Linked DNA regions of Homo sapiens: region 2 is linked to region 1. A link is a loop called in an ENCODE intact Hi-C map of the cell type or tissue named here. Cell type or tissue: CD14-positive monocyte. All regions are shown on one strand. Links, peaks and the distances in the headings refer to the core of each region. The heading gives the core; the rest is flanking DNA.

Region 1 (2,932 bases), core at 207-2,706:
TTTAAAAACAAGTGAAATGATTCTATAGTCTGAGAACTCTCTGGTTATCTTTGGAGATAAGCATTTCTAGTGATTGCGAGGGGGAACAAAAACAGTTCTAGAGTCCTGGTATTGTACTATTTTATAACCTGGGTAGTAATTACCTGAATATTTTAACTTTCTGACAATTCACTGAGATTTACATTTATTTTATTTTATTATTTTTGTTTTGAAACGGAGTCTCACTCACTCTGTTGCCCAGGCTGGAGTGCAGTGGTATAATCTCGGTTCACTGCAACCTCTGCCTGGTGGGTTCAAGTGATTCTCCTGCCTCAGACTCCTGGGTAGCTGGGATTACAGGCATGTGCCACCATGCCCAGCTAATTTTTGTATTTTTAGTAGAGATGAGATTTTGTTATGTTGGTCAGGCTGGTTTTGAACTCCTGACATCAACTGATCCACCCGCCACGGCCTCCCAAAGTGCTGGGATTATAGGCATGAGCCACTGCGCCTGGCCTACATTTATATTGTTATACCTTTCTGTATTTATGCCATAACTCAATTATAAAAAAAAAGCACAATAGTTGAAAATTTGTGATATTCTTTCAGAAACAGATTGCTCAAGCAGACAAATAAGCAAAACTGTAGAAAATTTGGAGAGCATAATTAATCAACTCAATAGAGTTACTTTATAGAGAATTTCCCATCCACCAAATAAAAAATAAAGATTATTTTCAAGCATATATGAAACATTAACAAAACTATCCGTATCGAAGACAAAAATGAAACCCCAGTAAGTTCCAAAGAATCAACATTGTGTAAACTATACACTCTTACTATAAACATGCAACAAAATTAGAAATTAATAGTTATAAAACTAATAAAATAAATCTTATATGTCTGGAAATTAAAAATCATACTACCAGCTGCGTGCAGTAGCTCATGCCTATAATCCCAGCATGAGGCTGAGGCAGGAGAATCGCTTGAGCCTGGGAGGCAGAGGTTATAGTGAGCTGAGATTGTGACACAGGGGGACTCTGTCTCAAAAAAAAAAAAAAAAAAAACATACTACCAACTTATCTTTAAATTAGAAAATAGGCCCTGAGAAAAAATTCACAAAATACTTAAAACTGAATAACAATGAAAACCATATGTTCAAATTTGTTAGAGTAGATTAAAGAAAACTTAAAGGAAAACTTAAAGCTTCAAGATACATTCATCAGAAAATAAAAGAGGAAATGAGCTCAATATTCAACAGAAAAATTTAAGTAAAAACAATATAGTCAAAGAAGAAAAAAAGATAACTACAGAAATAAAAAAATTAAGAACAAAAGGGGAATAGAAAACATTCCCAATTGGAAAATCTAATTATTTAGAAAGAATAATAATTTAGATACAGGTTTGGCAAATGTAAGCAATAAAAAATTCGGAAATATATTAAATGTGAGTTTAAAAAAAGAGAAAATATCTTAGAGAGCTAAAGAGAATTTTTAAATAATAAAGGAGTACAGTGATCTACTATATGGAAAATAATGTGAAACTCAGAATAAAATGGACACATTTCTGGAAAATGAATCGATTCTATTACGTCATTAGAAAAAACAGAAAAACTGAATGGAATGGCAACTATTTATGGTGCTAATCAAGGATATCCCTGGCTCAAAAAAATAAAACCAAACAAAACTAGGTTCTACTTGTGTTACAGGTAAGGCCTACCACATTTTTATGAAATAAATAATCTCCTCCTTAGAGAAATTATTTCAGAAAGTGAAAACAGGAGGAAAAACTGCCAGACTCATTTTTGTGAGTTTAGTGCAGACATTGGCCTACTTCCTGTAAAAGGCCAAGTAGTAAATATTTTAGACTTTAAGGCTACCCATTGTCTCTGTCCATGTTCTGTGTATCTGTGTGTTTGTGTGTGTGTGTGTGTGTGTGTGTTACAGCCCTTTAAAAATATAAACATTTTTCTTAGCTCCTGTGTAGTTCGCCAACTCTTTGTTTAGCAATATCTTAACTGCAAATAAGGCATTACAAGGTCAGTGCAATGGGCTAATGACAGGAAGTTTTATAAATAAAGTTTTATTAGAACATAGCCATGCCCACTCATTTATATATTTTCTATGGCTGCTTTCATATTACAACAGTAGAGTTGAGTAACTGCAAAAGAGACTGAATGGCCTGCCAAATAAGAAATGTTTATAATTTGCCTCTTTACAGAAAAAGTTCGCTGACTCTGGCTTAAGAGAAGATACAGGAATTGACTATTTATTTCCACTTTGATGTTCTCTCTTACTAGTAACTCTCTTTGCATATTCAGTGCTTGCTATTCCTACAAGATAGGAGTTAAAACAAAAAAACTGTGAAGCAAAAACTATTATGAAGAGAGTCATTGTACAGATAAAATATCTTTATGCATCTAAGAACACAGCACAAAATATGTGAAGCACATACAATAAAATAACAAAGAAAATTTGATAAGCAAATGTTGAAAATTCAACACACTTCTCTCAATATTAAATCAATAGGAAAAAAATATTATCAATTGTAGGTGATAGTTGATGTTCTATAGAGATTTTCTCATATCACTTTTCTTATTTCTGGGTATTTGTTCCTTAGCTTCTGTTTTTGCTTAAAAAGGCATACCTGCGACTCTCCTCAGAGGACGGCGCTTAGATTAACGGAGCCACTTTTCCCATGGGGGCAGAGAGTAGGGATGCCTGGGAGTTTACATCCCTTATGGAATGTTAACAGATGTTAACCGATCACTCCTTGATTTGAGAATATGACAGTCCAACATACTTGCCTTTAGTTGAGACAATCTCCGGAGTTATTTTCCCAAGCTGCAGGATCAGGCTAGGCGTTTACCTGAAATTTTAGCTTTCTTTGTCTTTCCCGTCCGTGTTCTGCTTCCTGCACTCCCTCCACAGTATTCATAGAAGCATTTCCTTATTTT
Region 2 (2,932 bases), core at 213-2,712, 58 kb after region 1:
TTATTTCCCAGTAAATACTTGTATGACATTGCTATAAGATGTTTAAAAACTCTTAAAGATAACAGTATATGTTAAAAAAAAAAAAAAAGGACAAGAGTTAAGCAAATCATTCGGAGATGTGTCACTAACGGTCTGGGGGTCTGTGTAAAGGACAAGGCAGCATTATCCTGTGACAAGAGCAACGACTTGTTTTATAATTCCTTCAGACTGATTCCATGGCTCTCACATAATGCAATTCTTAAAAATTCGGGGGAAAAAAGCTTAGATTTATTTTAAAGCATTAGTTCATGCCCATAAAGTGAGATTTTTACTAACGTGCTATGTCACATTATCTCAAGCTTATGTAAAATATGACCACATTCTATGTCTCTGTGACTATGTAAATAGTGACTATGTGAATGCTTGTAAAAATAAGGCTTATATTCCATATATGTCACTGTGTGAAATGTTTTTGAAATTTAATCCATTAGCTCATTTGGACCATGGTGTTAATTCAAAGTCATATGCTTGATATTCATGTAAGTTTTCTAGTTTTGCAAGAGAAAACATTGTTGCTAAAATTCTTATCCTCCTCTAGGTTGGTTTCATATATATACACACACACACACACACACACACACACATATACACACATAGACATATATGTATATATACCTAAACACGTACATATTTGTACAACATATGTATATTTGTGGGCATATAAAGATTGTGGATAGATGGGGAGAATTTATCACCACCCTTATGAAAACAACTCAAGGTACATTACCTTCAAAAAGAGGGTCAACATCATGATTTATATATTCCTCCTCAACAGTCATCATTTGTTTGCAAAGAAAGTGGTTATCTGAGAATACCCATTCTACTTTTTTTCTGATATTGGTGAATATGAATTTGATTAGAAATGCTACTTTTAATATGTTTGCTTAGAGTCCTGTTACAGTTGTGACAGATACTTTTACTTTTCAGTAAATTCTTTTTTAAAAAAATTTTTCCTTCACTCTGAAATGTTTTATACTTGTTATTTCCAAATTTATGGCTATGTAGATTGCTTTCAGCTTAGTGATCTGAAATAAGATGTATTACAAAAATGTATTTCCATTTCTGCGTCATCAAAGAGAGAAAATGGAGAAAAACAGAAAGTTCATTTTTTTCTCCAAATTTTGTGTCTATGATTAATGAGCTGCTGACTTTGTGGAGAAGGATTCCCCTCTCCACAAGGGTTTCAAAGCATTGTTTGTGCATCCAAAAAGCAGAAGCTCACTCTGAATCCAAAGTTTCAGCTGTTTGAACTCAATGCAACTCATAGTGTGTTGAGGAACAGTAACTAGAAAAAAGAGAAATTAAGCTAACCATTTCTCTCTCCTTTTCACTTGTCAGACTACATCTGTTTAGCCTTGACATTAAATTTCAAATGGGGTATTGCTACATTAAAATGCCAGTGGTCAAAACCCAACGGGAAACAAAGTGTTGTAAAAGATAGCTGAAGAATCTGTAGATGTATTCATTTGCTAGGGCCGCCATAACTAAGTTCCATCACAAACCGGCTCGCTTAAACAACAGAAATGTTTTTTCTCACAGTTCTGGAGGCTAGCTATCTGAAATCAAGATGTTGACAAGATTGGTTCCTTCTGAAGGCTGTGAGGGGAGGGTCTTTTGTCTGTTCCAGGCCTGTCTCCTAGGCTTGTAGATGGTGTCCTCCCTGCAATTTCATATCACCTTCCCTATATGCATGTTTCTGTGTTGAAATTCACCCTTTTTATAAGGAAATTTGTCACGCAGGATTAAATTCCACCTTATAACCTTACTTGAGCTTGATTACCTCCGTAAACACCCTATCACCAAGTAAGGTCACATTCTAAGGTACTCAGGTGTGAAGTCTTCAACACATAAATTTTTAGGGGAAACAATTCAGTCCATAACATTGTCTTATTCCATTCAGTCTAACATAACAAAATATCACAGACTGGGTGTTTTATTCCTCACACTCCTGGAGTCTTAAAAGACCAAGACCAAAGTGCCACTAGATCTGGTGTCTGGCGAGGGTCCTCTTCATAGATGGCTGTCTTTTCACTGTGTCCTCACATGGCAGAAGAAACAAGATACTTCTCTGGGGTCTCTTTTATAAAGGCACTAATTCCATTCATGTAGAAATGTTTTACAGGGTATATAATAACGATTTTCAAATTTCTGAAAGACTGTGCTGAAAAAGAGGGATGAGATTTTTCTGGGCTGCTCTAAAAGACAAAACTAAAATGAATATATAAAATTAGGGAAGTAAAAACTGTCATTAATATAAACAATACATTATTTGAGAACTTGTATATTTCGTAAGAAAGGCTTTGGATTTTGCAGTCATTGAGACAATAATATAAAATCACATCACCAATAATTGCTAGCAGATGAGGACTTATGTTTTTGCCTTCTCTCAGTCTTGGCTATTCCCTTTTAGTAAAATGGGGGTAATAACAGTTTTCATATGATTGCTGTGAAAGCTATATGAGATTATGTATATTTGACATCTAGCACTGTGCTCAGCCCAGATTACAACCTTAGAGAAGATTATTAATATTACTATTACTATTTTGAGTTTTCTAATTATTCTGAAGTAAAGAGACTATTTCAAAGAATTAAAATACTGGGTAGAGGGCCACTTTTCACAGATATTACAGCAATTCTTAAATTGTTTGGAGGTCAAATAAAGGATTTTTAAAAGTGACTTATACATTAATATTTTATGGTTCTAGAAGTAGATGAGAAGCTGAAAGTAGATTGAGTAGCCTAGGTTTTATATCTTCCCCAAACCCCCACCCCCACTAGACAAAAACTAGAGTTTCTATTGCTTACTTTGGTTGTATCATTCCTCAACTACTTAATTTCATAACTTGTAGCAATATTTCCCGTCATTGTTTGATTAATGTTCAAAAATGCCTGT

What was found. Hi-C counts contacts between places; a loop is a spot of excess contacts. Peaks named below come from ENCODE experiments on the same cell type or tissue, not always from the same donor. Only the 100,000 strongest peaks of a DNase experiment are listed, where the experiment ranks them.
Region 2: it touches region 1 in a loop (4-fold over the local background); 5 of 110 quality-filtered maps call a loop at or near these places.

Annotation. Positions count from the first base shown.
Region 1 is chr4:138,246,246-138,249,177 of GRCh38, forward strand. No RefSeq gene overlaps it. Among named protein-coding and RNA genes, the nearest start is that of SLC7A11, 5.4 kb to the left of the region's middle. In CD14-positive monocyte, for the core only: no CTCF peak of the experiment used is centred there; no DNase peak of the experiment used is centred there.
Region 2 is chr4:138,304,010-138,306,941 of GRCh38, forward strand. The region is part of intron 1 of LINC00498 (long intergenic non-protein coding RNA 498); the gene reads right to left. Among named protein-coding and RNA genes, the nearest start is that of LINC00499, 4.2 kb to the right of the region's middle. In CD14-positive monocyte, for the core only: no CTCF peak of the experiment used is centred there; a DNase peak (open chromatin) is centred at 1,232; H3K27ac peaks cover 2,313 bases.